2 separate regions of the Homo sapiens genome follow, and region 2 is linked to region 1. The links are chromatin loops, found by intact Hi-C in ENCODE. Cell type or tissue: dorsolateral prefrontal cortex. All regions are shown on one strand. Links, peaks and the distances in the headings refer to the core of each region. The heading gives the core; the rest is flanking DNA. Region 1 has its middle 71 kb from the start of DAB2IP. Region 2 overlaps LOC107987016 (a long non-coding RNA gene).

Region 1 (15,885 bases), core at 3,292-11,291:
GCATCCCAGCTCCAGGTGTAGGGTGGGCTGAGGCTTGCACTGACTGCATGGAAGCTCAGTTCCTCCTCCTGCCCAGTCCTGCTCCCTTCTCTTTCCTTCCCTTCCCTTCCCTTCCCTTCCCTTCCCTCTTCCCCATTCCCCCTTCCCCCTTCCCTTCCCCCTTCACCCTTCCCCCTTCCCCCTTCACCCTTCCCCTTTCCCCCTTCCCTTCCCTTCCCTTCCACAGGTGTTGAGCCAGAGAGCAGCCCTTGATGGATCTCCTATGCATGAATACCTCTCAGAGCCTGCTCCTGGGGAACCCCAGTTGGGATGAGGAGGACGGGAAGCACTCGCTAGGTGCCCAGCTGGTGGGAATGACCCAGCAGAATGTCTGATTTTGGGGCTGCCAGTGAGAGAGGTGTACTGATCTCAAGAGGTGCCTGATCTGAAGGGATCAGGCAAGGTCACAGGAGGGATGGAGAGGCCGGCTCTTCTTGAGACAGAAGCAGAAGTTGGAAGCAACTTGGGGTGGGGAGGAGGTCAGGAAATGGAAGGACTCACGGTCTTGACCTTTTTTTCCCTATGCAGCCAGAAGTAAGGTTTGCCGCTAAGGGGATGGGTAGATAGTAAAACAATTACCTAAGAAAGTAATCACCGTAGTGCATGATAATTATTGCCACAGCAGTGGTAAGGAGTTCAGGGCTTCAACGCATGGATAGGAGTTTACCAGGCTGTGTGCCCACAAGGGAAAGTCATCATGGGCAGAGAACCCAGCTAGGCACTGATGTGAGGAGATGGGGGTAGGATTGCCAGATGAAATACAAGATGCCAGGTAAATGTAAATTGTATATAAACAATGAATTTTTTTTAGTGTAAGTATATCCTATGCAATATTTGGGACACACTTATACTGAAAAAACTACCCATTTTTTATCCCCTTTTGGCCCCCTCCCTGTAAGCAGCCTTATCTACCAGTGGGTCTCCCACACTCTCACCCAGGCATTCTCAGGTTCCATCTTACTCCTCCTTTACTCAACCACCTCTGGTGGCTCCCCATTGTCCAAACCCTCAATTGGTCATTTGAGGCCCTCTGTTTCTTGACCTTCGGCTACCCTCTCAACCCTATTCTTTTTTTTTTTTTTTTCTTTTCGAGACAGGATCTCACTCTGATTGCTCAGACTGGAGTGCAGTAATGAGATCTTGGCTCACTGCAACCTCAACCTCCCAGGCTCAGGTGATTCTCTCACCTCAGCCTCCCAAGTAGCTGGAACTACAGGCATGTGCCACTACGCCTGGCTAATTTTTGTCTCTTCAGTAGAGTCAGGATTTCATCATGTTGGTCAGGCTGGTCTTGAACTCCTGGGCTCAAGCAATCTGCCCGCCTCAGCCTCCCAGAGTGCTGGGATTTATAGGCATGAGCCACTGCACCTGGCCTCAACCCCATTCTTGAACCCCTACTTTAATCCCCTGCCTCCGGGTTTTTTCCTCAAGCTGTTTCCTCTGCCTACACTGCACTTTCCCAAATCCGCTCTTCCAGGAAGCCTCCCAGATCTACATTCCCTGTGGGTGGATGGAAGTAGTCATCTCCACTGATTATCAGCAGTAGCACCAGTTCGCTTCTCCGAGCCTTCATTTCCTTGTCTCTAAAATGGGCACAATATTGTCTTTTTCGTCAGGTTACTGAGGGGACAAGAGACTGTTAAGAAAGCATCAGAAACACCCTTGAATGCTGACACCCCCGCTGCCTGTGCCTAGATCACTGCCTGGCACCCAGTGGGCACAGAGTCATGTTTGCTGAATCAAATTGACTCAGAGGTCCTGAGCTTTTACAGTTTAACTTGCTTCTTGGAATTACCATGCCCAACAGTGGAACTTGGACAAATTCAATTTCCTGTATTAAGATGATCTGAAAAGGGATGCTTAATGAGGTCACTGCAATTTTTTTTTTTTTTACTTTGTCACCCAGGCTGGAGTGCAGTGGTACAATCATGGCTCACTACAGCCTCCACCTCCCAGGCTAAAGCGATCCTCCCACCTCAGACTCCCAAGTAGCTGGGACTGAAGGTATACACCACCTTGCCTGGCTAATTTTGGTATTTTTTTGTAAAGAAGGGAGTCTTGCTGTGTTGCCCAAGCTGGTCTCGAACTCCTGGGCTCAAGTAATCTGCCTGCCTCAGCCTCCCAAGGTGCCAGGCCACTGCAATTCAGGCTGCATAACAGGTTTCTCCCCTGTAGACAGGGGACAAACCAGCTCCCTTGCAGCTCCCTGCAAGGGGCCCATTTTGGACCCAGTCTCTCCAACTGGAAGCAGGTAATATCTGCCACTTACGTTTCCGTCTCAAGCCCTCCCAATCCTAGACCACAAAGGATGATTTCTTATAACTATTAGCATAATTACCCAACTGCAACGCTATAGAGAAGTGATTCGATGAGCCTGTGATTTTCGCACAGTTATTTGTCTCAAGTAAGTCACCTGAAGTTCATCTGCCATCAGGATTCATGGCTGTGTTCGGTAATCATAGGGAATTATTTTGCTAATAACAGAGGTACCTTGATCTAATTTAGTTTTAATGCCAGGAGGTGCCCTCCCAGAATAATCAGCTTTAGGGCAATTCCAATTTCCAGGTTTGTTACATGTTCTGGATAGAAGATTCAATTCAAGGAGGCTGAAGTTACTTCTTTATCACCCAAAGTCATCTAGGGGCGAAATGGTAGCCTACCTCTACGTGTGTGCAGAAAAATGCAGGGAGAGGCCCAGCGACAGGGAGCCAGGGTGGGCTCCCAGCCCAGAGGAATGACTGGAAGCCACTGATGGGTTAGGATCGGGTCAAGTTAGATCCGTAATTAGGGTTCCTGGTAGAACCCTAATTTTTCTTACATTCATTCATTAACCCATTCTATTTTTTTTTTTAAATCCCTAACCCTCACCCAGGCTGGAGTCCAGTGGCACGATCTCAGCTCACTGCAACCTCTGCTTCCTGGTCTCATGTGATCCTCCAGCCTCAGCTTCCTGAGTAGCTGGGACATCAGGTATGCACCACATGTCTGGCTAATTTTTGTATTTTTTTGTAGAGACAGGGATCTTGCTGCCCTGGCTGGTCTCGAACTCCTGAGCTCAAAGCGATCTGTCTGCCTTGGCCTCCCAAAGTGCTGGGATTATAGGCGTGAGCCACCGCGCCCAGCCAATCTTGTGCACTCTTTTATTCCATTTCTACCATCTCTCCTTGGCAAGACCTAATCTTTGCAGTTATTAATAGAGTCCAAATAATGATAACAAACCCTCGTGCAGCCCTGTTCTAAGTGCTTTAATCCGTATCAACTCATTACATCCTGTGAGGGAGGTGGATGCTACTATTATCCTCATTTTGCAGATGAGAAAACTGAGGCAGAGAGGTTAAGAAACTTGCCTCAAATCACAAATCTATCTAGTAAGGGACAGAGCTGGGATTTGAACCTTCCCCAAGTTCCTATGCAAGGAAGAATCCTGAACCCACCAGGAATTGTTCAGCCTCGACTCTGTGCTCTCATTGACCCCTCGCCATTCTGGGACAGAGGTGTTGTTGGCCGCATTTTATTGAGGAAGAAACTGAGTCTCAAGAGGTCATTGATTTGGCCAAGTTCAATGCAGTGAGTAGATAAATGGAGGAGTTGGGACTTGAACCCTGAGATTCTGATTCTAAACCTAGTGCTGCTGGGCACAGTGGCACGCGCCTGTAGTCCAAGCTACTCAGCAGACTGAGGCAGGAGGACAGCTTGAGGCCTGGAGTTGAAGGCTGTAGTTGGCTAGGATCGTGCCTGTGAATAGCTACTGCACTCCAGCTGGGGAAATGCAGAAAGACCCCACCTCTAAAAGTAAGTAAAAATAAATAAAAATAAACCTAGTGCTGCCTTGTCCAAAGCTGGGAAATTTACGGCATGGTTTTGAATGGCTTTGGCAGCAGCCTAGCTATCATTAATTAACTAAGTGCACGGTGATTGTCCTCCCACAAATCCCCCTCCAGCCACTCTGCGCCCCGCTTCCCACTTTGGTCCTCTTCTCTACTTCCCACCCTTTGCCCCAGAAACTAAGTGTCCTTTGTTGCTATTCCCTGTTACCCAACAAAACCTACTTTCAGATTCCTGATCATTCCGTCATATGTTTATACTTTCAACAGAGGGCTGTGTGGTCCAGCAGGAGGGGCCAGGAGCTAGAGGTAGCTCTGTCACCCTGTCCTCCCTGGGCACTTGGGATGAAACCTGTTTGTCCCTAGGCCTTGTCTTCTAGTCTTTACAAGGGGAAGAGGTTAGACCAGTGTTCTTTAAACTACTTGAGCCATGGAACTCCCATTTTATTTACTTTTTTTTTTTTGTAGAGACAGGGTCTTGCTCTGTTGCCCTGTCTAGAGTGCAGTGGCGTGATCACATTATAATTCACTGCAGCCTCAAATTCCTGGGCTCAAGTGATCCAGAACCGTCATTTAAATGAAAATTTTCAGGCAAGCCCAACATTTGTATTATTATTATGATTATTATTTTGAGGCTGGGCGTGGTGGCTCACACCTGTAATCTATCTCAAAAAAGTTTTTATTTATTTATTTATTTTGAACAGAGTCTCACTCCGTCGCCCAGGCTGGAGTGCAATGGCACGATCTCAACTCACTGCAACCTCCACAGGACCAGGTTCAAGTGATTCTCCTGTCTCAGCCTCCCGAGTAGCTGGGATTACAGGCGTGCACCACCACGCCTGGCTATTTTTTGTATTTTTAGTAGAGACAGGGTTTCACCATGTTGGCCAGGCTGGTCTCAAACTCTTGACCTTGTGATCCTCCCACCTCAGCCTCCCAAAGTGCTGGGATTACAGGCATGAGCCACCACGCCTGACGTCAATGTTTGTATTCTATTGGATCTGGTGAGCTGCTCTAGTCCAAGCTGGGTTCAAGGAAGGAAGTGTCTCCTACACGCCAACTTCTGAGCTTCTCCTTGGACACAACGGGAAAACCACTGGCCTAGACAGAGCCTATAGGCTCTTGGGGCTCTTAGAGACAGGAATCTGGGATCCACGGATGGCAGGTGATGCCGAAGTGCTATGCGGGCAGCTAAATGCCCACCTGGGACCCCCCACCCATCCCCCCCAACAGCTGCCCCGCCTTGTTGGCTAAACTGTAGAGGGGCCTGCCAGCAAAGCCAGCCTGTGCCCAGGACCCTGCCTCTGGGGCACTGAGCTGTCCAGGGGTCTCACCACAGAGAAATAGTATTGCTCTGATGCTCAGGGTGTGCAGTCTGTCTGTTCTGGCACGTTCCTCAGTGGCCAGAAGAGCCGGCTCCTCCCCTACCCCTGTTACCCATTTGTTTTCTCTTTCTTGGCCTCTCCCTTTTCTTTTTTGTTTTTTAAACAGAGTCTCACTCAGTTGCCCAGGCTGGAGTGCAGCGGTGTGATCTCAACTCACTGCAAAATCCATTTCCCAGGTTCAAGCAATTCTCTTGCCTCAGCCTCCCAAGTTGCTGGGACACCACAGACGCCTGCCACCACGCTCGACTAATTTTTTTGTATTTTATGTAAAGACGGGGTTTCGCCATGTTGGCCAGGCTGGTTTTGAACTGCTGACCTTAAGTGATCCACCCACCTTGGCCTCCCAAAGTGTTGGGATTAAGGGGTGAGCCACCGCGGCCGGCCAGCTTCTCCGTTTTCTAAAATTATGTTTTGTTTTGTTCTGTTTTCGTGGCTCCTTCTCCTTCCCCTTCTCCTTCTTTCAACAAATGCTCGCTGGTTACTGGTCTCAAGCTTTCTGTCCCAAGCCTAAGGCTACAGGGGAATGAGACACACATGAGGGCTGCCCGCAGGGCAGAGCCTTCACCTGGAGACAGCTGCATCCTGCAGTGACTGTGGCCACCATTGCACTAAGAACTCATTCACAGGGGCTGGGAAGGCTTCTGGAGGCAGTGGTGAGCAAAAGGGCACTAGCATGTGAGTAGGAGTTTGTCCCGTTTCGGGGGTGGGAATGAATGCACGTAGGGAGGAGGCAGGTGTTTCCGGCTCAGAAGAGAGTCATGGAAACTGTAGAGGCTTAGCCAGCCCAAGCGTTTGAGGAGCTGTCAACAGCTAGATTTGGCTGAAGCATAAAGTGGTCATTGGGGGGCTATCAGGAGTGGGACGAGGTAAGCTGCCCAGGGTGCCAGTGGCCAGGGGTCCGGAGAGCCTGTTCCAGAGCTGGGAACAGATCCTGAGAGTCACGGGGGCGCCAGTGGAGGTCTGCAGCAGGGGATGTGGGGCCAGACCTGCAATGTAGAAGCACACCTGGCTGCCCACAGTTGGGAGTGAGGAGACAGTGAAAATGGGGCTTCCCTTCCTTCTCACCCCCCACAGCCCGCACCCTCCTCTGAATGCTCTGAGCAGCCCTGGTTCCCTCTGAGACTCAGCATGGGGACAGAAGGAAGGGGGCTTTGGGCTGCCGGCTGCTCATCCCACCCTGGCCTGGCCCCCACCTCAAGGCAGTCCCTGACCTCTTCACCCCCAGGACCACGAGTCAGGAAAAGTTCAAAGCTTGCTCTCCCCCAGCCGGGATGTTTTGATTTCTGGGCCCGCTGAAAATGGCCCGTTTGTGCTGAGACGCTCAGGCACATTAGCTTCCAACCCCCTTTCAGCCCTTTCTATCTGAATCCGGGCTCTGACAAGCCCCTTCCCCAGCCCTGCAGCCCCTCTTGGCCCCAGATGACTGTCCTCACTTCCCCCCACGGCCCCCAACCGTGGTGAAGGAGGGGGAGGTCCTATCCCCAAACACAAGCTCTTTTGTTCCAGCCGGCAGCTTGGCCCTCAGCCCTGCACCCGCTGCTGGTGGCGTTTCCTAGCACTTAATGAGCCCGGGGTCAGCTGAAGGATGGGGAGTTGGCATTGAGGGGCTGGGGACAGGGGCTGGAGCACAGGCGATTTCTGGCTGCAGCTTTGGACCTGTCCCTCCTCTGCTCGAATCTCTCCCATGGTTCCTGCCTACTTTACTGGGACTGCTGAGGTGAGCAGAGACCCCAGCCTCCTTGTAGCTCTCACACAGCCTCTCCTGCCTCTCCCTGGAGCAGGACTAGGCACGTGGGCTGCTCAGTGCAGACTCAGAGCAGGGATGCACACAGTGGGAAGCACGCAGGCTTTGAAGCCAGCAGGACCAGAGTTCAAATCCTGACTCTGTCACTTCCTGGTAGTACAACCAGGGACAAATCACAAATCTCTGTGTGCCTCAGTTTCCTCCCCTGTAAAATGGGGCTACGTTTTCCAGCCAGAGTTCTATGAGCTCTGGCACAAAATGCTCATGCACCTTCCCTTCTCTTTCTCTTGTTCCCTAAGAGTCTGACTAGCTCCCCTCCTGAAGATGCAAGGTGCAAGGAAGATAGTCAGAGCTGCCCTCCTCCTGCTCCCCCACAAGTTGAGCATGCACTGGGCTGCCAAGGACATTGGGGGACGGAAACCTTTAATGCCACTAAACAGGGAACTGGAGGCTGAGCAGGTCTGGCGAAGGTAGCCAGTCCAGGAACCCCACTACCCCCTTGGCTCTGGGTCTTCTTGGCCTCCCTCCTTGGGCTAGGCTTCTCCTGCTGGGATTGTGAGCTCCCAGAGGTGGGCAGCCACCCAGCCTCACCTGAGCTGCCTCAGGGGTGGTTTGGGTCTTAGCAATTCCAGGAAGACCCAGCACAACCCTGTTCCTCCCCTGCCTGAAACTATTCATGGCTCCTCCCAGTGCAAGGTAAAGCCCAATCTCCTGATCCCGGCATTTGAGGCCGCTACCCCAGCCCAGCTGACCTCTCCAGGCCTGCGCACCTGGATTTTGGGGTACAGCCTCACTGAATCACTCAAAGTTCTTAGATGGGCGGCCAGGCGCGGTGGCTCACGCCTGTAATCCCAGCACTTGGGGAGGCCAAGGTGGGTGGATCACGAGGTCAGGAGATTGAGACCATCCTGGCTAACACGGTGAAACCCCGTCTCTACTAAAAATACAAAAAAATTAGCTGGGCGTGGTGGTTGGCGCCTGTAGTCCCAGCTACTCAGGAGGCTGAGGCAGGAGAATGGCGTGAACCTGAGAGGCGGAGCTTGCAGTGAGCTGAGATTGCGCCACTGGACTCCAGCCTGGGCAACAGAGCGAGACTCCATCTCAGAAAAAAAAAAAAAGTTCTTAGATGGGCTACTCTGTAGTTCTCAACTCCAGGCCTTTCCCCTGTGGTTCCCTCTGCCTGTTCACTACCTCCATCCACCAGGCCAACCTCCGTATTTTGTTTGGCTTTGTTTTTAGAGATGGGCTCTCCCTGTGTTGCCCAGGCTGGTCTCCTAATCTCAAGCGATCCTCCTCCTTTGGCCTCTCAAAAGTGCTAGAATAGCAGGCACGAGCCACTGTACCTGGCCTTAGGTCTCTGGTTATCTTTAAGGTCAGCATCTTCTCCTTCCCACCTACCCCTAGAGGTCTCTCCACCCTGGGATGTCACTGTAGCCTTGAGTGCCTGTTCTAAGCTCTTCCCTAAAGCAGAGACCCAGCCTCATGCTTCCCTGGGTGCGTGCTTCCCCTCTAGCACCCAGCATGGAGCTAGCACAGAGAAGGCACAAATTAAAAGAAGTGAACCTGGGCAGGGAGCAAAGACCAGGGCTCCAACAATCCTCCTCCAATTCCAGCAGCTGCCCCTTAGAGTCACCTGGTGGGGCAGGGGAGGAGGGAAAAAAGGAGGAGGGGTTTATACATTCCATTGCCCAGGCCTCCTTTAGACTAAACTGAATCCAAATCTCTAGGGCGAGGCTGGGCATCGTTCCTACCCAGAATGATCCTGAGGCAGATGAAGGATTAGAACTTTCTGGAAGATTGAGGTTTCCTTCCCCCGACCCAGGTGCAGTGGGCAAGGTGAGGCCAAGTCCTGCAGGAGGCTTTGAGTGCTCCTTAATACCCCACTGTGTGTGGCATTGATTGGAGGAGCGCTTTATAGCTTGCAAAGTACTTTGATTTGCATCAAGTCATTCGTTCATTCATTATTCATTCAACAAATATGCAGCAGAAAGTGCCAGGGCCACAGAGATGAAGCTCCAAGGTGTGTGGCAGAGACAGGCATGTGGACTGACAGATCGATGGACAAGGCCATAAGGTGTGACAGGGCTGCCCCCAGAGCCCTGAGCAGAACCGGTCAGGTGCACAGAGGAGGAGGGTATTGAGCCTATGTTAGGGAGGTCCCCTGGTCTGGGTGGTACCGGCAAGGCAGAAGGTCCAGGTAGGGGCTGGCAAAGGTGTGGGTGGCAGAGGTGGACTTGGTCCTGCAGTGGGCAGGGGTGTGAGGACACACAGATGTGAGGAGGGATGGTGGGGACTGCAGAGGGCCTGGCCTGGTCACCTGGTGGCTTAGCTGGGAGCCTACAGGAAAGACCGAGAGGGGATGAAGAGACAGGCGAGAGGAAACCCAGGAGAGGAGACTGTGGGGTCCTCAGGGTGGGGGGGTAGGAGAGAGATTCAAGCAATGGCAAACACAAATGATTATAACTACAGCCAAGATCAACTGAGGCCTCATTCTCTGCTAGATCAGTTCTCAGAATTTTTTAAATAAGCATGAACAGTGTTACTCCTCTCAATAACCTGTGACAGGAGTACCAGGGTAACCATCCCATCTCACAGGTGGGAAAACTGAGATTCAGAGAAGTTACATCATTTCCCCTGGTAAGGGGCAGAGATCTGATGGTGCGGGGCTCCAGGGACCCTGCCCTGACCTACCCCCAACCAGAGCCTCACCCGAGAGGACTGGTAAGATGGTGCCCCAAGAGAAAGCCCTGGATTCTGCAGTTGGTATTCCACTGGTGGGCCCGTTCAGAGCAGCTTTGGGGCAGGGAGTGGTGTTGAGTTGCACAATGCCAGTGGGGAAGCAGAGATCAGAAGGACATGGGCTGGGAATCCCAGCTACTCGGGAGGCTGAGGCAGGAGAATAGCTTGAACCTGGGAGGTGGAGGTTGCAGTGAGCCAAGATCGTGCCTCTGCACTCCAGCCTGGGTGACAGAGCAAGACTTCGTCTCAAAAAAAAAAAAAAAAAAAAAAAAAAAAAAAAAAAAGACATAGGCCGGAGAGGATGAGGCAGTGAGGATGGGATGGGAGAGACTTGGGCCCGTTGCAGGGCCGGAGAAAGGGCCAGCAAGGGAGGTCGATGGGGGGGTCCTCATACAGGCAGGAGGGTGGGCAGGAGGTGCAGAGCCCAGGGACCAAGGTTGGCCTCAGCTGGGGAATTGACGGAGGGAGAGGAGAACTGAAGCAAAAATCCCCCGGGGCTTGGAAGGGCCACGGAGAAGCTGTCGGGGGCTCGAGCCTCACTTTTCTCTTGCTGCCGGGCACGGTAGGCCCTCAGCCAAGTCTGTGTTCCCCATTCTGCTGGGGAAGGGGAGCTTTGCAGGAGTCACTAGGGGGAGAGGAGGGAAGAGGGGAGCAGGGGGAGCCCAGCAGGAGGGAGAAAGAGAGAGAGAGAGGCAGAGATACAGAGAGATATATAGAGATGACTGAGACAGAAGGACTGAGAGAGATAGGAACAGAGATAGAGAGACAGAAAGAGACAGAGATAGACCCAGAGAGAGTCTCTGAAAGGACTACCCATCCCCTCCCTGCTGTCAGGGACCAAGTCTGAAAGAAGAGGCTCAGAAGGGTTTGGGGGACAGCCACCCCTACCCCACCCGCCACAGAACTGGCAAAGGAGAGACTAAAGGGTCTCTGAGCAGGGCACCCACCCCCCAGATTCCCTGGTGCCCTGGCTTCAGGGCCATAGAGTCAGCTTAGCTTCTCAGTCAAGCACAGGCCTTCCCAGGAGGGAGAGATCTCCACCTCTACCCCCGCCTGGAGGCAGGAGGATCCTGACCCGGGACAGCCCCCAAGGACCCCTGAGTGACGCCCTGACCTCAGGCTGCAGGGCCTAGAGCCTGGTGCCTGCTCCCTCTGCTGAGCCACCCACCCTACTGACCTCTGGTTGCCATCTGGCTGCCTCGGGCTGTTGTTTGAGGTCCCCGCCCTCCACCGCCACCTAAGAGCTGTGCCCTCCATTTTCCATGCCTAACACCCCACCATTAGCAAAGAGCAGTGTGAGGCCATTTGTCACAGAGAGAGCATGGGAGGAGAGAGAGAGGGTCTTGGGCAGGGCTGCGGGTGGGACAGCCACCCCCAGCCATGTCAGTCCCTGCAGTCCCTGGCTGTGGCTTTTCTAGGGCACAGACCAACTCTTTCTGGTGCAGTCTGTGGAACCCCAGAGCAGGAGTGTGGGCCCCCCACGCCCTCACGTGCTCACTCACGGGCTCCTGAGGAGACAGCCTGCCGAGACAGAGGCCCACTGGCAGACACACCGTGGAGCTCCTGCACTCACGCACGCCTGCCCGTGTGCGCACACACAGAGGCGCCCTGGGAATGTAGGTCACCGGCTGGAACGCTTCGAGCCTGGGGTGCTGGCGATCCGGCCATCCAGCACAGGCTTCCAGATTGGACAGAAATCCACCCCCACTCCACCCGCCTCTTCCCCCACTCTCCCGAGACAATCTGACCCAAAGCTCCTCAGGCTTGTGTTTTCTTTTCCCCAGAATCCCACTGGCTGGGGCTGTGTCCAGGGGAAGGGGCAGGGCTCCTTGTCCATGCAGCTTCTTCTCTGTGTCTGTCCCTGTGCTGGGCGATGCGGAGTCTACAAGACATGGAGGGATGTGGCTCCCACCTTGAAGAGTTCTAAGGCAGAGCCCGAGAGATGTCCTCAGACCAGAGGCGAGTAATGGTCAAGGGGGAGAACAGAGCACTGCTTTGTCAGGGCCAGGCTGGCTTCCTGGGGGAGGTGACAGGACCCTGGTTGGGCAGTTGAGTGAGGGCTTCTGCAAGCCTGGGAAAGGGAGTGGTTCTGACACACGCTGGGAAGGCCCCAGCAGCTCCCCTCCCTCCCTTCTGGAATCCAGGCCTCTCTCAAAGGTGACCGTCACCAACTTCTCTAGAGATAGCCACTGGATGGCCCTGCAGGCCCTTCAGACACAGCAAGCCCAGAACATCGTTTCCCCTCCCCCCCCAGAATCTGCCCTTCCACCCAGGTCCCCATGTCAGTGTGGACACCAACATCTCCTGCCACACAGGCCAGAGATCAGGGTTATCCTGACTTCTTTCTTTACCCACCCAGCCTCCCCTCCAAGTTTTCACTGTGGCTCACCAAGCAGCTCACAGCCCAGAGATGGGGACAAACAGTAAAGCAAATGGACTTTACTCATCAAAGTGCAGTGGGATAGCAGAAAGCCCAGGGAGCCTAGGCAGCCCAAACAAGCTAGTCAGGGAAGGCTTCCTGGAGGAGGTGACCTGAGCTGAGACTTCAGGATGGGCAGGATTGACCGGGCTGGAGGGGTAGTAGGGAAGGCTAAGATGAAAGAGTGTTTCAGGCAGCGGTAAGAGCAAGTGCAAAGGTAAGGGAGAGAGAGAGGCAGATTCAAGGCAGAAATTAATTCATGATGATGGGAGTGGCAAGAAAGTGGGGTGTGGCTTGGAGATGAGAGCAGAAGTGTATCTGCAGGGTCAGACCATGAACGGCATTAAGCTCTGTTAATGAGTTTGGATTTTATCCTGCTGCAGCGGTGGGCCCTGTGAAGTTTTTTGAATGCCTATGAGTGGCCCCTTCTGGCTGTGCACGAAGGATGAGTTGGGGGGCAGGTAGAGATGGACAGCCCCAGGAAGAGGCAAGGCAGCTGTGCAGGTGTCCAAGGTGAGGCCTGGCCTGAAGTGGGGGCTGGAGACGGAGAGTCGGGGTGGATCTCTGGACCTCTTAGGAGGTAGCATGGACCGTAAGTGGGCCTGGTTTCATCTTCTCTGACCTCCATCTTCCCATGATGTAACAGAGAATGGACAGGAGGACCTCAAGAGACCCTTCCCCTTGGGTCTCCCTACACCTTGGCCATTTGCTATTTGTTCCAGCCTCCCTGGGCTTCCAGAGTTGAGACCTTGGGAGGAATCCCAGCTGGGAGGACCACAGCTCTGGCTTTGGAAGGCCCAGGGTGGGCTAAGCAGCCCAGGGCGTATCCACCCAGCAGAAGGAACAGACGGGGCAGTGGGAGCAGAAGGCTAGACTCTGGATATCCTGCAGTCAGCCCAGGGAGGCCAGTGAGGGGAAGCTGGGGACACACTGGGCCTGATGTGTGGGGTCCACCTGCCTCTTTGGAATAAGGAGGGCTGTGGCAGCCATCCAGCAACCTGAGCATGAGTCAGGCCACATTACTTGAAGGACCGATACTCAAGCGAGTGTGTCAGTTTCTTCCTCTGTAAAACGGGAATTGAACAATATACCAAGAAACACATTCGGTGGTAGGAAAGCTTAGGGGACCCGGATCATGCTACAGATTGACTTAAAGATCTTTGACTCTGCACCAGGTCCCGTGGCGGAGGAGCCAGCCTGAGGCAGTGGCTGTCCAGGACCACAGAAGAAGGAAGGATCTATCCTGCTTGGTCCTCACAAGAGAGGAGCCCTGCGCGGTGGCTGCTGCTGTCCCCATCCCTCCGAGGCTCTGAGAATCAACTGGCCTGGCTCACAGGTCACACGGAGGCGCAGCAGATAGAAGCCCAGGCCTGGGGGTGTTAAGTACAGTTCAGGAGGGGCTCTCCAGGAGCCTATGGGAAGTGAAATGTCCGCGTCCTATGCACATAGGTGCTCCCTCCCTTTCCCTGTCCCTCTCTCTGGGGAAACCAACTCTTCTCTCTTGAGCTTTATCCTGGCTCTTCCCCGCCCTGCTCCAGGCACAGGGGCTCCCTCCTCACCAGCCAACCCCCACTGCAGCCTCAGCCCCTGACCTTGTTATGAGGCCAGCTGCTCAGGCTTGTGTGTGGAAATGACCTAAGCCCCTCCCGAGCTGGCCTCTTTGTTCTTTATTGTCTGTTCCTCCTGATTGCGCCTCTTCCCAGAGTCTCAGGGCAAGGGGAGGGGGCGTGTGGCTCTACCACTCATCCAGCTGCCCAGCTGGGCAAGTTCAGAAGCCCCCCGCATGGCTGGCCAGCAGAACCGAGGCCCCCCTGGGCATGGGAAAGGGCCCTGGATTGGGGGCCAGGAGACCCAGTGGGGTGGTGGGAGCAGCCCAAAGTGGAGAAAGCTCACAGGATCTTGGGAGTCCTGGGTTTGAATCACAAGTGTTCCTCACTCGCTGTGTGGCAGGGCCCTTCTAAGCCTTGATTTTCTCCTCTGAGCTGTGGGGTTGTTCCTTCCTCTGTGAGGAGTCAGTGGAGAACATTTAGCAGTGAGCCAGGCACACAGTAAATGCTCATAAATAGGACCCCAGCTCTGCATCCTTGGCCTAATTTTTTCACTTATAGAAGGGCTCCAGGTATGAATGTGGCTTCTCTTCCTTCATTTTTCTGAGGCCCAGGCAGCCTGGTCTAGGACAGAGCCCTCGAACAAGATGGAAGGGATCTAGATTCTGGCGTCCCTTCCCCATTCCAGGCAGGCTAGGCTGGTGTCAGTTTCACAGATGGGGAAATGGAGGCTCGATGAGAGCCCAGGTCTTTGGCTGGCACCTGCTGAGTGAGCTGAGTGGCAGAGCCAGGAGGAGGCCTCAGAGGGAGGGCAGGCCTAAGCAGGGGAAGCGAGACGATGGATGGGAGGCCAGTGGCTGGACACATAGCTGTTATTTTTTACAATTATTATCTATCTGTCACCAGTTGAAGCTAATCCCTCTGCCTCTCAAAGGAAGGCCCAGGGAGTCATGATATCAGGCCCCCTGATGACATTAGGCTATTTTGGCCTCAAATTGTCTTCTCTTTAGACCATCCCTGTCCCACAGCTGAGTCTGCCTCTCGCCTTGGCCAGCTGAGCTGACATGGCTCCTGCCACATCTCTGAGCTGCTTCAGTGAACGCTCCCCGGGAGAGAGGATTTTCCACAGGCACAGGGAGGGGCCTCCAGGTGGCAGCTTTGGCACACAATGGCTTTCAGGACTGCAGCAAAATAAAGATATCAGGCTTTGTAGCTGGAGAAAGCTGGGTTCAAATCAGTGCACTCACTGCGTGATCAGGGCCAGTCACGTAACCTCCTTGGGCCTCAATTTTCTCATCTGGAAAATAAGGCTAACTGCAACCCACCAGGTGTATTGCAAGGATTCAGAAGACAATGTAGGCCAGATGCAGTGGCTCACACCTCTAATCCCAGCATTTTGGGAGGCCAAGGTGGGCAGATTACCTGAGGTCAGGAGTTCAAGACCAGCCTGCTCACATGGCAAAACCCCATCTCTACAAAAACAGAAAAATTAGCCGGGCCTGGTGTTGCGCGCCTGTAGTCCCAGCTACTCAGGAGGCTGAGGCAGGAGAATTGCTTGAACCCAGGAGGTGGAGGTTGCAGTGAGCCAAGATCATGCTACTGCACTCTAAACTGGGCGACAGAGTGAGACTCTATCTCAAAAAACAAAAAACAAAACAAAAAAATGCTGGGCACGGTGGCTCACGCCTGTAATCCTAGCAGTTTGGGAGGCCAAGGCGGGTGGATCACCTGAGGTCAGAAGTTCGAGACCAGCTTGACCAACATGGCGAAACCCCGCCTCTACCAAAAAATTCAAAATTAGCCAGGCTTGGTGACGCATGCCTGTAATCCCAGCTACTTGGGAGGTTGAGGCAGGAGAATCGCTTAAACCCAGGAGGCAGAGGTTGGAGTGAGCCGAGATTGCGCCATTGCACTCCAGCCTGGGCAACAAGAGCGAAACTCCATCTCAAAAACAAACAAACAAACAAACCAAAACAGAAGACAGTGTAGATAAAGTGTCTTTGGATCCTGGCATGGAGTAGGTGCTTACCAAACAGTTATTACAGCAGTAGCATTGGGAAGTTTACAAACTCACATCCACCTGCTTCTCTGCTGGGATCTGCCAACAACCCTGAGGTAGATGCCCATGCTGGTTGTCATCAGGAAGAAATGGAAAGTTCTGAGCTTTTGAGCTGCCTGCTCCACCTCC
Region 2 (15,885 bases), core at 5,299-13,298, 52 kb after region 1:
CCCAGCTACTCGGGAGGCTGAGGCAGGAGAATCGCTTGAACCTGGGAGGTGGAGGTTGCAGTGAGCAGAGATCAGGCCACTGCACTCCAGCCGGGGTGACAGAGTGAGACTCCATCTCAAAAAAAAAAAAAAAAAATCCTGAGTCTGTGGTCTGTTTCCCCCACAGTAGATCCTTATGTTCTGCACTTTAGCTTTGTTCCTGGATCCTCTGTGCTCCCACCCTTGTGCTACTTTCTTGTTTTCCCCCTACTCTTTTTTTCTGCTCTGGTTGTGTATCACGCATCCTTGGAAGCTGCCTGAGGTCCTCTCTGCAGCAAGGCAGGGAGCAAACCAACCAATCAACCAACCAATCAGACAATGTACAACTGGATTGCTGGGCCCTCTGGCCTGGGTCAGAGAGGCTGAAGCCACGACCGGGTCCTCGTCTTTTTTTCCTTTATTCTTTTTTTTGAGACAGAGTCTTGCTCTGTCACCCAAGCTGGAGTGCAATGGCACAATCTTGGCTCACTGCAAACTCCGCTTCCCGGGTTCAAGTGATTCTCCTTCCTCAGCCTGCCGAATAGCTGGGATTATAGGCATGTGCCATCATGCCTGGCTAATTTTTGCATTTTTTGTAGAGACAGGGTTTCACCATGTTGGCCAGGCTGGTCTCAAACTCCCGACCTCAGGTGATCCGCTCCCCTCGGCCTGCCAAAGTTCTGGGATTACAGATGTGAGCCACTGTGCCTGGCCAGGTCCTCATCTTTCTAGTACCAGCCAGAAGGTGGCATTAGAGCAGCTCCCAAATGTCATGCAAGTGTCAGAGCCAGGGCAACCTCAGGTATGGATGGGATAGTGGTTGCAGATGGGCCTTGAGGACTATAGAGGGAGGCGAGCAGGGCAGAAGAGAGCTGAGGAACAGCAGCAGTCTGCAGGCTGACACCATCCTCAGGCCTCCGGGGCAAATTAATGTCAGACAGGCCTTCTAGGTCAATGTCAGGAGCGAGAGAGAGAAAAGATGGAATGTGCTCAGTGCCGGACATGGAGGTGCTCAGGAAATGTTGGAACTCTCCTTCCCCATGTTTTCCTGGAGGATTGGATGGCTTTGCCCTTTAAAAGGCCAGTATCAGGCCAGGTGTGGTGGCTCACAACTGTAATCCCAGCACTTTGGGAGGCCGAGGCGGGCGGATCACCCGAGGTCAGGAGTTTGAGACTACCCTGACTAACATGGAGAAACCCTGTCTCTACTAAAAATACAAAATTAGCTGGACATGGTGGCGCATGCCTGTAATCCCAGCTACTCAGGAGGCTGAGGCAGGAGAATTGCTTGAACCCGGGAGGCGGAGGTTGCAGTGAGCCGAGATGGCACCATTGCACTCCAGCCTGGGCAACAAGAGCGAAACTCCATCTCAAAAAAAATGAGATAAAATAAAATAAAAGCCAGTGCCTGGAGCCCAACCCAGGTCCGGTCCATGCTGTTACCACCATATTTCTCCCTTGGCATCGTGAGCCCACCCTCTGCAGGACCGACCCCTGAGAGACAAGGCCAGTCCTTTTCTCTTGCAGCTGCTTGTTCTGTGGTGAGATTCAGTGGGTGGGAAGAGATGGTAGGAATAGCTGCAGCTTGTCCCACTTTTCATTGCCCTTCTTGTTTTTCTTCTCCCAGAAGAGGAAGTCAGTGGGAGGGGCTCTTTGCCGGGAGCCCAATTTGTCCCCAGCAGTGAGCCTCCGTAGAAAGAACAGCAGACAGAACCTGAAAACCTTATTTTGTATCTGCTGGTGTGGTTGAAAGCTTGGACTTGGCCAAATGTGGTGGCTAATGCCTGTAAGCCCAGCACTTTGGGAAGCCAAGGAGGAAGGATCGCTTGAGCCAAGAACAGACTGTGCAACATGGGGAGATCTCGACTTGACAAAACAAACATTTTTTTTTTTTGGCCGAGTGCAGTGGCTCATGCCTGGAATCCCAGCACTTTGGGATGCCAAGGTGGGAGGATCACCTGAGGTGGGGAGTTCAAGACCAGCCTGGGCAGCATGATGAAACCTCGTCTCTACTAAAAATTCAAAAATTAGTTGGGCGTGGTGGCAGGCGCCTGTAATCCCAGCTACTCGGGAAGCTGAGGCAGGAGAATCGCTTGAACCCAGGAGACAGAGGTTGCAGTGAGCCGAGATTGTGCCATTGCACTCCAGCCTGGACAACAGAGTGAGACTCCACCAAAAAAAAAAAAATTCTTCTATCTTTTGGCCAGGCGAGGTAGCTTACGCCTATAATCCCAGCACTTTGGGAGGCTGAGGTGGGCGGATCACAAGGTCATGAGTTCGAGACCAGCCTGGCCAACATAGTAAAACCCTGTCTCTACTGAAAATACAAAAATTAGCTGGGCATGGTGGCGCGTGCCTGTAGTTCCAGCTACTTGGGAGGCTGTGGCAGGAGAATTGCTTGAACCTGGGAGGTGGACTGAGATCTTGCCACTGCACTGCAGCCTGGGCAACAGAGCAAGACTCCATCTCAAAAAAAAAAAAATTTTTTTTTAATTAGCCAGGCGTGGTGGTCCATGCTTGTAGTGCCAGCTACTTGGGGGACTGAGGTGGGAGGATCGCTTGGGCCCGGGAGGTCCTGGCTGCAGTGAACCATGATCACACCACTGCACTCCAGCCTGGCAACAGAGTGAGACTCTCTCAAAGAAAATTTTTTAAAAAGAGAAAAGGAAACATGGTAGTTAACCACTAAGGAGGTAAGGGAGGACTTGAAGGAATTTAAAAATAACAAAGTAAAGGCTGGGTGCAGTGACTCACACCTGTAATCCCAGCACTTTGGGATGCTGAGGTGGGAGGATCACTTGAGGTCAGGAGTTCGAGACCAGCCTGGCCAACATGGTGAAATGCTGTCTCTGCTAAAAAAAAAAAAAAAAAAATTAGCCGGGCGTGGTGGCAGATGCCTGTGATCCAAGCTACTTGGGAGGCTGAGGCATGAGAATAACTTGTACCTGGGAGGCAGAGGTTGCAGTGAGCTGAGATCACGCCATTCCACTCCAGCCTAGGAGACAGAGCAAAACTGTCTCAAAAACAAACAAAAAAAAGTAGATAACAGCTGCTATTTCTAGGGATGAGGGTGAGGGTAAATATTCAAGGAAATACATCTTTCCTGTGGTACTTTACTTCTATTTGAAACAGGGGCTCTCTCCGTTGTCAAGGCTGGAGTGCAGTGGCACAATCACAGCTCACTGCAGCCTCAACTTCCAAGGCTCAAGCGATCCTCCCACCTCAGCCTCCCAAGTAGCTGGGATCACAGGCTCACGCCACTATGCCTGGCTCATTGTTTTAATTTTTAGTAGAGATGAGGTCTTGCTGTGTTACCCTGGCTGGTCTTGAACTCCTGGACTCAAGCAATCCTCCTGCCTCAGCCTCCCAAAGTGCTAGGATTCTGTAATCCTAGGTGTGAGCCACTGCACCTGGCTGTCCTATGGTGCTTTTAAAATTTTCTCGTTGCCTTTGGTTTCTGACTATCTTATTCTGATGTACTCTAATGTAGCTCGTTTGTCTATATTTTGTTTTGGGTTTGCTGAGCTTATTGAATTTATAGTATGATGTCTTTTGTTAGATTCAGAAAAGTTTTGGTCTTTATCTCTTAACATATTGCTTCTTCCTAATTTTCTCTTTCTCAAACCATATTTATATTATGTTAGATCTTTCATGTGTGTTGTATTTATGTCTTATGCTCTTTTATGTTTTATTTTTACTTTTTTTTTCTATGCTTCAGTTTGGATAGTTTTAATCACACCCATCTTTCAGTATGCTAGTCCTGGCTTTACTTGTTTCCAATCTTCTGTGAAACCCATCTATGGAGTGCTTATTTTCTTTCTCTCCTCTTTTTTTTTTGTTTTGTTTTGAGACAGAGTCTCACTCTGTCGCCCAGGCTGGAGTGCAATGGCACAATCTTGGCTCACTGCAACCTCCCAGGTTCAAGTGGTTCTTCCGCCTTAGCCTCCCAAGTAGCTGGCATTACAGGCACCCGCCACCACGCCTGGCTAATTTTTGTATTTTTGTAGAGACAAGGTTTCACCATGTTGGCCAGGCTGGTCTTGAACTCCCGACCTCAGGTGATCCATCCACCGCGGCCTCCCAAAGTGCTGGGATTACAGGCATGAGCCACCACGCCTGGCCTTGGATGCTTATTTTCAGCATGTAATTTTTTAGTTTTAGAATATTCATTTGATTCTTTCTTTCTTTTTTTTTTTTTTTTTTTTTGAGACAGAGTCTCGTTCTGTCACCCAGGCTGGAGTGCGATGACACGATCTTGACTCACTACAATCTCTCCCTCCCTGGTTCAAGTGATTCTCCTGCCTCAGCCTCCTGAGTAGCTGGAATTACAGGCGACCGCCACCATGCCTGACTAATTTTTGTGGGTTCTTTTTGATACAGACAGGTTTTCGCCATGTTGGCCAGACTGGTCTCCAACTAACTCCTGACCTCAAGTGATCCGCCCACTTCAGCCTCTCAAAGTGCTGGGATTATAGGCATGAGCCACCACGCCCAGCCTCATTTGATTCTTTTTAGAAATTCTAGTTGTCTAAAACAAACAAACAAACAAAAACCAAACAAGGAAAAAAGAAATTCTAGTTGTCTCTTAAAAAACACTAACGTGAAAGGAACTTTAAAAAGGTGATTGGAAGCTCGATTCTCACAGTTGGGTTTCACTGAAAGGTGATTGAAGTGTGTGCAGAGCTCTCATCATACCATCAGCAGAAAGCATATTCTTTGGGACTTAGCAGCTTAAAAAGAAAAGTCCTCCAATCTCAGGCTGGGCACAGTGGCTCATGCCTGTAATCCCAGCACTTTGGGAGACCAAGGTGGGCAGATTACCTGAGGTTGGGAGTTCGAGACCACCCTGACCAACATGGAGAAACCCCGTCTCTTCTAAAAATACAAAATTAGCTGGGTGTGGTGGTGCATGCCTGTAATCCCAGCCACTCAGGAGGCTGAAGCAGGAGAATCGCTTGAACCCAGGAGGCGAAGATTGCGGTGAGCCGAGATCGCGCCATTGCACTCCAGCCTGGGCAACAAGAGTGAAACTCTGTCTCAAAAAGAAAAAAGAAAGAAAGAAAGAAAAGTCCTCCAATCTCTTGCTTGGGGTAGGGCATGGAGGAGACACCCCGGGCTGTTGGCATTCTGGGAGCAGGTGAAGGAAAAAAGTCTGGAATCCTGCCATTCAGAATGCGTATCCCTAATCCCCGTTTGCAGTCTTGTTCTCTGCTGTGCCTGGTCTGAACAAGTCTGGGGCCTTTTGAGTTCAATTCCTCCAGGAAGAAAATGCTGTTTTTAGGCCTGTGGGTTTAGTCATCTGGCTGCATGGGATAGGGAGAAGGCTTGGGAGACAACTCCTCCATGTTCAGACTTCCAGCTGCACCCTGTTCCCTCCAAGACTTGGACCTCTCGGGGATGTTTCAGGACAAATTGGCCTTGGTGTCTCCTCCATGGGCACTTTGGGTCATAACCACTGGTGACCTTGGTACTTCTCTGTTAGCATGCCATCTTCCAAAGGTTGGTTGGAATCTTTACTTGGCAGATGCCTCCTCTCCCAGCTTCTTTGTCATCATAGGTCAGCTTAGATTATTCCTTTACTGTCAGGTTAGTGGTGTCTGAGGAGGGAAAGCAGATGCATGCCTATGGCCAATCCACCATGTTTAAGCGGCTCATGACCAGAGTAGATTTGCCTCCACTCCCCGCTCACCCTTCTAATCTGGCCTCTGCCCTCACCACTCCGCTGAAACTTCCCTTATCAGGTCCCCAGTAGCTGGATCCAATAGACTATGTTTTTTCTCCGTATTATTTGATATCTTGGTAGCACTTGACACCGTCAAACTCACTCTCCTTCTTTCAGTGCTCTCCTGTTTTATCTGCCGGGGGAATATTTTGTCCCAAAGACCCCTCCTGCCTTTCTCCTACCTCTTTGGTCTCTGTCTCTGCTTCCAGTGTGCTGGCTTCTCTTCCTTCTGCTTCTTCGAAACCATGACTATTCTCAGGGGTCTGTTCTGGTTCCCTTCCTTTCTCACCCTGCACCCTCTCCCTGAGTGTGTTCATCCATTCCCATGGTTTCAATTTCACTCCAAAGGCTGATCTTTTCCAAATGTCAACCTCCAGCTCTGACCTCTCACCTGAATTCCAGACCTACATCTCCAGCTGTCCCCAGACATCTCTTCTTGGATGGCCTCAGGCTGTTCAGATCCACACGACGGAAGCTAGACCCTGCTTCTCCTTCCTCCCAAACCTGCCTCTCCTCCTGTACTTCTAGCTCAGAAGTGGTCACCACCAGCCAGGAGCAGTGGCTTACACCTGTAATCCCAGCACTTTGGGAGGCCAAGGTGGGCGGATCGCTTGAGGTCAGGAGTTCGAGACCAGCCCAGCCAACACGGTGAAACCCCGTCTCTACTAAAAATACAAAAAACTTCGGCGGGCATTGTGGTACATACTTGTAATCCCAGCTACTCGAAAGGCTGAGGCAGGAGAATTGTTTGAACTCAGGAGACAGAGATTGCAGTGAGCCAAGATTGTGCTACTGCACTCCAGCCTGGGTGACAGAGCAAGACTCCATCTCAAAAAAAAAAAGTAAAAGAAAAAAGAGGCCGGGTGTGGTGGCTCACACCTGTAATCCCAGCACTTTGGGAGGCTGAGATGGGCGGAGCACAAGGTCAGGAGATCGAGACCATCCTAGCTAACATGGTGAAACCCTGTCTCTACTAAAAAAAAAATACAAAAAATTAGCCAGGCCTGGTGGCAGGTGCCTGTAGTCCCAGCTACTTGGGAGGCTGAGGCAGGAGAATGGCATGAACCCAGGAGGCAGAGCTTGCAGTGAGCTGAGATCGCGCCACTGCACTCCAGCCTGGGCGACAGAGCGAGACTCCATCTCAAAAAAAAAAAAAAAAAAAAAGGAAAAAAAGAAAAAAAAGAAAATAGTTATCACCATTTGTCTAGTGGCCCAGAAACTTGGATGTCAAACTTGACTGCCCATTTTCTATTTCCACACCCAATTAATTGCCAAGACTCACTGCCTTTACCTTTTTTTTTTTTTTTTTTTTTGAGACAGAGTCTTGCTCTGTCGCCCAGGCTGGCGTGCAGTGGTGCAATCTCGGCTCACTGCAACCTCTGCCTCCCAGGTTCAAGCAATTCTCCTGCCTCAGCCTCCCAAGTAGCTGGGATTACAGGTGCCCAGCACCACGCCCAGCTAATTTTTGTATTTTTCGTAGAGAATGGGTTTTCAACTTGTTGACCAAGCTGGTCTCAAACTCCCGACCTCAGGTGATCCACCCACTCAGCCTCCCAAAGTGCTAGGATTACAGGTGTGAGCCACCGCGCCCGGCCTGCCTTTACCTCTTTAATAAATCCCGACCAGTCCACCCACTCTTCCTCCACACAGCCTGTCTCTCAGCCCAGCCTCAGTCTCCCAGCTGGTCTCCCCCGCTTGGGTCCTGCCCCTCAGTCCTGCTGCTGACCATCTGCTCAGACGCAAATCTCATCCTGTCACCTCCCTTCTGAAAGCCACTGGGGCCAAATGCAGTGGCTCACACCTGTAATCCCAGCACTTTGGGAGGCTGAGGTGGGTGAAGCACCTGAGGTCAGGAGTTTGAGACCAGCCTGGCCAACATGATGAAACCCTATCTCTACTAAAAGTACAAAAATTAGCCAGGGATGGTGGCAGGTGCTTGTAATCCTAGCTACTCGGGGGGCTGAGGCAGCAGAATCTCTTGAACCCCGAGGTAGAGGTTGCAGGGAGCAGAGATCATGCCACTGCACTCCAGCCTGGGCAACAGAGTGAGACTCAGTCTCAAAAAAACAAACAAATAAATAAATAATAATAAAAAGTAAAATAAAAAGCCTCTGATGACTTCCACTACCTAGGAATTTGGTCCAAATTGGCCCTAGGCTGGAGTTGTCAGATTCAGCAAATAAAGATAGAGGATGTCCACTTAAATTTGAATTTCAGATAAATACGAAATCCTTTTTTTTTTTTTTTTTTTTTTTTTAGTATGAGTACGTCCCATGCAGTATTTGGCATCGGGGCCTCCCACTCCCTGCACTCTTTCCATATCTCCAAACTTATTACTTGCCACATTGTTTTCCACATGTAAAATTTGGGACAGACTGGACTACATGAAACTCCCTAGGCTGGGCACGTTAGCTCACGCCTGTAATCCCAGCACTTGGGGGCTGAGGCAGAAGGATTGCTTGAGCCCAGGAGTTCGAGACCAGACTGGGCAACATGGTGAGACCCTGTATCTACAAAAAATAAAAAAATTAGGCTGGGCACGATGGCTCACATCTGTAATCCCAGAACTTTGGGAGGCTTAGGCAGGTGGATCACTTGAGGTCAGGAGTTTGAGACCAGCCTGGCTAACATGGTGAAACCCTGTCTCTACTAAAAATACAAAAATTGGCTGAGTGTGGTGGTGCGAGCCGATAATCCCAGCTACTCGGGTGGCTGAGGCAGCAGAATCGCTTGAACTCAAGAGGTGGAGGTTGCAGTGAGCCAAGACTGTGCCACTGCACTCTAGCCTGGGTGACAAAGTGACACTCCATTTTTTTTTTTTTTTAAGATGGAGTCTCGCCCTGTCGCCCAGGCTGGAGTGCAATGGCATGATCTCAGCTCACTGCAACCTCTACCTCCTGGGTTCAAGTGATTCTCCTGCCCCAGCCTCCCAAGTAGCTGGGATTACAGATGTGCAACACCACGCCCAGCTAATTTTTTTGTATCTTTAGTAGAGACGGGGTTTCCCCATGTTGGCCAGGCTGGTCTCAAACTCCTGACCTCGTGATCTGCCCTCCTCAGCCTCCCAAAGTGCTGGGATTACAGGCATGAGCCACCATGCCCGGCCGAGACTCCATCTTAAAAAAAAAAAAAAAAAATCCGGGCATGGTAGCACAAGCCTATAGTCACAGCTACTCAGGAGGCTGAGGTAGGAGGATCATCTGAGCCCAGGAGGTTGAGGCTGCAGTAAGCCAAGATTGTGCCATTGCACTCCAGCCTAGGAGACAGAACAAGACCCTGTCTCAAAAATTAAAAAAATAAAAAGAAGCTCCCCAAATGGGTTAGACATTTCCTCATTGATATGCCCTTTATTCCTGCTGTTTCCTCCACCAGAAAGGCCATTCTCCCTTCTCCCCCAGTCCATCTTTGTTCATCTCTTGGGTGTCAGGACACACTAGGAGTCCCTCCTCTAAGATTCCTCTCTGCTCCCTCAAAATGGATCAGCTGCTCTCCTGGGTGAAGGGAGGCCCCTGTGTGCCTGGATGGCAACTCCACCCTCTGGACCGTCATGTCAGCTTACTCATTGTCTCTCTCCCCTGCAGTCAATGAGTCGCCAGCAACTCTGTGCCGTTCCTGGTTCACATCTGGCTCAGCCCACAAGGCCCCATCCAGCTGGAAGCTCCCGAGGGCCCTGGGCCTTGGCAAAGGCCCCAGCTTTCTTCTCACTCTCCTGGCCTGGGTCCCGGTCTGACGATTCACACTTCCTCCTTGCCTGAGTTCCCACGAAAAGTGGCCTCCACCGCCAGCCCCCTGCCCAGGACCAGGTTACAAAATGCAGAGACAATGGAGGCTCCAAGCCAAATTTCCAATGGGCCTGCCATTAAATCACCAACAGCATCTGTGTGTACATCTGGGACAGATGCCGGCAGCTGAGGCCACAGGACGCATGGCTTTGTCACATTGGGTCAGCATTGGTGACCTTGGTGGGAGTGTTGGGGGTGGAGCTCAGACCTAAAGTTAGGACACTTGAGTCTGAATTGCTGCCCTTTCTAGCTGCCTCAGTTTTCTTGTCTGTAAAATGGGGATAATAATGCTTATCACACAGGGTGTGCGATCAAGGAGAGTGATTCACACACACAAGGATATCTAGCAGCAAACAGGACTCTGGCTCTGATCATCACTTACCTTTCTTGAGGCTGGTGGCAGCAGGACCTGTGATCAGAACACTGTTTGTAGGTTTCTTCTCCTAGAATCACCAACCAGGCCCAAGCAACTTTATTCAGAGAGGAGGACAGTCATCCAGCCCAGACAGCATCTGCCTGGTGAAAATGGCTCCAACTCAACCACCCAAGTGGATGCAGCAGAGTTGTCAAATGAAGCTAAGGGTGAGAATGACTGAACAGGGATAATATAAAGGCCAGAGGGCCATGCTCTGGCCAGGGAGTTGGAAAGTCTGAGGCTTCCTGGCTTCTCAATGTTGGCCCCTCCACCCTTCCTCTCTGCCTGAACCTTCTGCAGACACCCACTGAGCAGTCACTGCTGCCAGCCAAGACCCTCTCTCTGCCTCAAGGTTCCCCTGGAGACTTTCTTGTGGCACCTCTCAGCACCTCTTGCAATTTGTAGCATTTACTTACAGACAGGATTACAGGTTTACCCTCTATCTCCCCCTCCAGACTGCAAATGCCTCCAGGGCAGAAACCTCTTAGTTTACAGATAACAGCAACCAGAAGTGATCTACCAGCAGGTAGCTCATGCCTGTAATCCTAGCACTTTGGGAGGCCAAGGTGGGAGGATCACTTGAGGCCAGGAATTTGAGAACAGCCTGGGCAATATAGCAAGGTCCTATCTCTACAAAAAATAAAAACTTAGTTGGACATGGTGGGTGTGGTGGTATGTGGCTGGGGTTCTAGCTACTTGGGAAGCTGAGGAGGGAGGATTCCTTGCGCCCAGGAGTTTGAGGCTGCAGTGAGCTGTGATTACACCATTGCACTCCAATCTGAGTGACAGAGTGAGACCTTGGTTTTTTTTTTAAAAAAAAGGTATAAATTCTTGAAAAGAAAAATAATGTTTAAAAAAAATTTTCTTGAGGCAGGAAGATCTCTTGAGCCCAGAAATCCAAGGCTGTAGTAAGCTATGATCACGCCATTGCATTCCAGCCTGGGTGACAGAGACCTTGGTCTTTTTTAAACAAAATTATAAATTTTTGAAAAGGAAAATTTAAAAAAAAATTTTTTTTTTTGAGACGGAGTTTCACTCTTGTTGCTCAGGCTGGAGTACAGTGGCACAATCTCGGCTCACTACAACCTCCACCTCCCAGGTTCAAGCGATTCTCCTGCCTCAGCCTCCTGAGTAGCTGGGGTTACAGGTGCCCACCACCATGCCTGGCTAATTTTTTGTATTTTTGGTAGAGACCGGGTTTCACCATGTTGGCCAGGCTGGTCTCAAACTCCTGACCTCAGGTGACCTGCCCGTCTCAGCCTCCCAAAGTGTTAGGATTACAGGCCCCTTGGCATGAACAGACTGGGCGCCATGAATGGCAGCAGGAGGCAGACAGGCTCCTGGGTGGGAGAAGGCAGGTCCCTGGTGAGGCCCCACCTTCAAGCCAGGGAGGGCCTGAAGCCTGGGGGCTGGGCTGCCAGTCCCATGGAAAGGAGTGGGAACTTGTGGTGCTTTTTCTAGGCCCACTCATGGCCGCTCATGGACCAATTGGTGCACACTTCCTTCCCTCCGAGGAAGGGTACGAACCCTCAGCTCCTCCTTGGCCTCCCTCCCCTGCTCATCGGTGTTCAAAGTCTGGAAGGGGCTGAGGTGGCAGGCGGCTTGTGTGTCAGCACTGCACCAAGTGTACCCACACCCGGCCGGGCTGTGACAGCGCCTGGGCTCAGCCCCAACCTCACTCCAAGATCAAGGAGAGGCCAGGCAACGGGAGCAGGAACTTCCAAGCCTGCGGGGGAAGGGGGTGTCTTCCCAGGCCCCCGAGAGTACAGAAATGCCTGGGTCCACAGCCACGGATTGGGCAGCTGCCGCTGCGCCTGGAAGGGTGGGGCTCCTGTCTGCTCCCAGCCCCCAGCCCCCAGCCCCCACTGGCTCCATGGAGTATGCAGCGCCGGCCGCACCTCACCCACTGTAGCCAGTGTCACGACAGCGGTTTCTCTAGACAGGCCACCACTGCCATCACCAGCACTTTGGGAGGCTGAGATGGAGGATCATTTGAGCCTAGGAATTCAAGACCAGCCTGGAATGCATAGCAACATGGCAAGACCCATCTCTACAAAATATTAAAAAATTAGCCAGTGCACACCTGTGGTCCCAGCTGGTACATGCCGGGGCACACCTGTGGTCCCAGCTACTCAGGAGACTGAGGTGGGAAGATGGCTTGAGCCCAGGAGGTGGAGGCTGCAGTGAGCTGAGACTGCATCACTGTACTCCATCCTGGACAACAGAGTAAGATCCTGTCTTGAAAAAAAGTGTTTACTTTTATTATTTTTGTTTTTTTGAGACAGAGTCTCACTCTGTTGCCCAGGTGGAGTGCAGTGGTGCAATCAGTTACCGCAACCTCTGCCTCCCAGGTTCAAGCCATTCTCCTGCCTCCTGAGTAGCTGGGATTACAGGCCGCCACCACATGCCCAGCTAATTTTGGTGTTTTTAGTAGAGATGGGGTTTTACCCTGTTGGTCAGTCTGGTCTCAAACTCCTGGGTTCAAGTGATCTGCCCACCCCGGCCTCCCAAAGTGCTGGGATTACAGGTGTGAGCCACCGTGCCCAGCCAAAAACATTTTTTAATGAAAAAATATTTTAAAAAAGAATTCTTAGCAAACCAAAGACAACAGGAAAAACAACAAGGAGGGACTAGAGGAATTTATTTGAAGCCTGTGGCACCTACAGCTGCAGGAAACATTCCAGACAGCCCGACTCCTCAGTAGATTAACATGAAACCTCACACTAAAAGCCTCATTACCTGGGTTCCTACCACCAGATACTCGATGGCTGGCTTTCTACAACAAATCACAAGGTCTGCTAAAAGGCAAGAAAAAAACACGGCATGAAGAGGCAAAACAGGCATCAGAACCAGACTCAGATATAAAACAGAATAAGGAATTATCAGATAAAAATTTTGAAATAACTCTGATTATATTGGCAAAGACTCACTCCTTTGACCAAAATATTAGTCAAGCTCCTCTGAGTTCTCTGCTTGATTAGGACTTTCTTGGGCTTCCCTTTCTGTCCTTGCAGAATCCAATTGGAGCAGGAATCCTGCTAGGTCTGCTTATTGAAAATCCCTCCTCTTGGCATCTGACTAACCTGGCCAACCTTTATCAAGAGTCCTATCAAAGCCTGGGTGCAGTGGCTCACACCTGTAATCCTAGCACTTTGGGAGGCCAAGGCAGGTGGATCGCTTGAGCTTAGGAGTTCAAGACCAGCCTGGGCAACATGGTGAAACCTTGTCTCTACAAAAAATACAAAAATTAGCTGGGCGTTGGCCAAGGCACAGTGGCTCACTCCTGTAATTGCAGCCCTTTGGGGGGCTGAGGCAGGCAGAATCACCTGAGGTTAGGAGTTCAAGATCAGCCTGGCCAACATGGTGAAACCCCATCTCTACTAAAAATACAAAAAAATTAGCCAGGCATGGTGGTGGGTGCCTGTAATCGCAGCTACTTGGGAGGCTGAGGCAGGAGAATCGCTTGAACCTGGGAGGCGGAGGTTACAGTGAGCCAAGACTGCGCCATTACACTCCAGCCTGGGCGACAAGAACGAAACTCCATCTCAAAACAAACAAACAAAAAATAGCCAGGTGTGGTGGTCCAGATTAGAGGAGACTAAAGAGAAGCAATAACTAACCCAAGGTGTGATTCAGAGAAAATATGATGAGGGTAAATTCAGGGAAAATATGATGAGGGTCTGTGGAAGACAACAGAACTGTATCGACCTTAATTTCCTGATTTAGTCACTAGCCTGCGGTTATTTTTTGGGGGAAATACAGACTGAGGCATCTAGAGGTAAAGGAGCATCAATGTGGGTGAAGGGTGCATGGGAACTCTTTGTATAATTTGTATAATTTTTAGTGTTTCTGCTTGTCAGAAATCATGTCAACAAGAGAGTGAAATATTTAAAGCATTGAAAGAAAAAACCAGCCGGGTACAGTGGCTCACACCTGTAATCCTAACACCTCGGGAGGCCAAGGCAAAAGGATCACTTGAGCCCAGGAGTTCAAGACCAGCCTGGGCAACAAAGTGAGACTCTCATTTCTACCAAAAAAACACGAAAATTATCTGGGCATGGTAGCACGAGCCTGTAGTCCCAGCTAGTCAGGAGGCTGAGGTAGAAGGATCGCTTGAGCCTGGGAAGTGGAGGCTGCAGTGAGCAATGATCATGTCACTGCACTTTAATCTGGATGACAGAGTGAGATGCTGTCTCAAAAAAAGAAAAAACAAAATAAATACATAAATAAAATTGGAAAATGCAGACAGTACAGTTATATAATGAAAACTGTCTCTTCCCCCAACTATCTTTTCCCCACTGTTGATAATTTCTTGTGATTCTTCCCAGAAAAAAAAAAGCTTTATGCACATGTCAGCACGTATATATATTTTTAAATTCTGTATATGCTTTTTTAAAATTTTGCTTGAAATGGGTCCAAACTATACTTCCTATTCTGCATATTGATGTTGCCTGCTAGTAATAAATCTTAGAGAACTTTTTATATTCCTACATTCAGGTCTTTCTCATTCTTTTAAATAGTGCCATTGCATTCCATCCTATGAAAGGATTACACTTTGTTCAATCTGTTGGTTACTACTGACTACTTTTCTTGTTTTCAGTTTTTCACTGTTGCAAATGACACTGCAAAGAACATTCGTATACATTTCTCTCTCCCTAAAACAGTTTTCAGCCTGACACCGTGGCTCATATCTGTAATCCCAGCATTTTGGGAGGCTGAGGAGGGAGGATTTCTTGAGCCCAGGAGTTCAAGACCAGCCTGGGCCACATAGCGAGACCTCATCTCTACAAATAATAAAAAACAATTAGCTGGGCATGGTGATGCATGCCTGTAGTCCCAGCTACTCAGGAGGCTGAGGCAGGAGAATTGCTTGAGCCTGGAAGGTCGGGGCTTCAGTGAGCTGTGATCTTTTTTTTTTTTTTTTTTTTTTTTGAGACAGCCTCACTGTCACCCAGGCTGGAATTCAGTGGCATGATTTTGGTTCACTGAAGCCTCTGCCTTGGGGTTCAAGCAATTCTCCTGCCTCAGCCTCCCAAATAGCTGGGATGACAGGCACCTGCTACCATACCTGGCTAATTTTTATATGTTTAGTAGAGACAGGGTTTCACCATGTTGGCCAGGCTGGTCTACAACTCCTGACCTCAAGTAATTAAAAAAAAAATTCTCACTCAGCCAGATGCGGTGGCCCACGCCTGTAATCCCAGCACTTTGGGAGGCCAAGGCGGGTGAATCACTTGAGGTCAGGAGTTCAAGACCAGCCTGGCCAACATGGTGAACCCCGTCTCTACTAAAAATACAAAAATTAGCTGGGTGTGGTGGTGGGCGCCTGTAATCCAAGCTGCTCGGATGGCTGAGGCAGGAGAATCGCTTAAACCCAGGAGGCAGAAGTTACAGTGAGCAGAGATCACGCCACTGCACTCCAGCCTGGGTGAGAGAGAGACTCCATCTCAAAAAAAAAAAAAAATTCTCACTCATAAGTGGAAACTAAACTATGAGGATGCAAAGCTTAAGAATGACACAATAGACTTTGGGGACTCAAGGGGAAAGGGTGGGAAGGAGGTGACAGATAAAAGACTACAAATTGGGTTCAGTGTATACTGCTTGGGTGATGGGTGCACCAAAATCTCATGAATCACCACGAAAGAACTTATTGTGCAACCAAATATCACCTGTTCCCCAAAAACCTATGGAAATAAAAAAAATTTTTTTTAATGTTTTAAATAAAAAAAAGGTTTTCTTTTGAAATGTTCTTTTGTAAATTACCTACAGAAAATTTACAAAAAATGTACACTCGGCCGGGCACAGTGGCTCACGCCTGTAATCCCAGCACTTTGGGAGGCCAAGGCGGGTGGATCATGAGGTCAGAAGTTCAAGACCAGCCTGGCCAATATGGTGACACCCCATCTCTACTAAAAATACAAAAATTAGCCTGGCGTGGTGGTGCACGC

Evidence for each region. Hi-C counts contacts between places; a loop is a spot of excess contacts. Peaks named below come from ENCODE experiments on the same cell type or tissue, not always from the same donor. Only the 100,000 strongest peaks of a DNase experiment are listed, where the experiment ranks them.
Region 2: a loop joins it to region 1, with 4 times the contacts of the local background. A loop is called at or near these places in 2 of 110 quality-filtered maps.

Annotation. Positions count from the first base shown.
Region 1 is chr9:121,572,853-121,588,737 of GRCh38, reverse strand. It overlaps a transcript of DAB2IP not described here. Among named protein-coding and RNA genes, the nearest start is that of DAB2IP, 71 kb to the left of the region's middle. In dorsolateral prefrontal cortex, for the core only: no CTCF peak of the experiment used is centred there; DNase peaks (open chromatin) are centred at 6,777 and 11,287; H3K4me3 peaks cover 916 bases; H3K27ac peaks cover 1,412 bases.
Region 2 is chr9:121,523,356-121,539,240 of GRCh38, reverse strand. LOC107987016 (a long non-coding RNA gene) reads left to right here. Exons shown (of 2, transcript XR_001746560.2): 2 at 9,322-10,593. Among named protein-coding and RNA genes, the nearest start is that of GGTA1, 31 kb to the right of the region's middle. In dorsolateral prefrontal cortex, for the core only: no CTCF peak of the experiment used is centred there; a DNase peak (open chromatin) is centred at 9,420.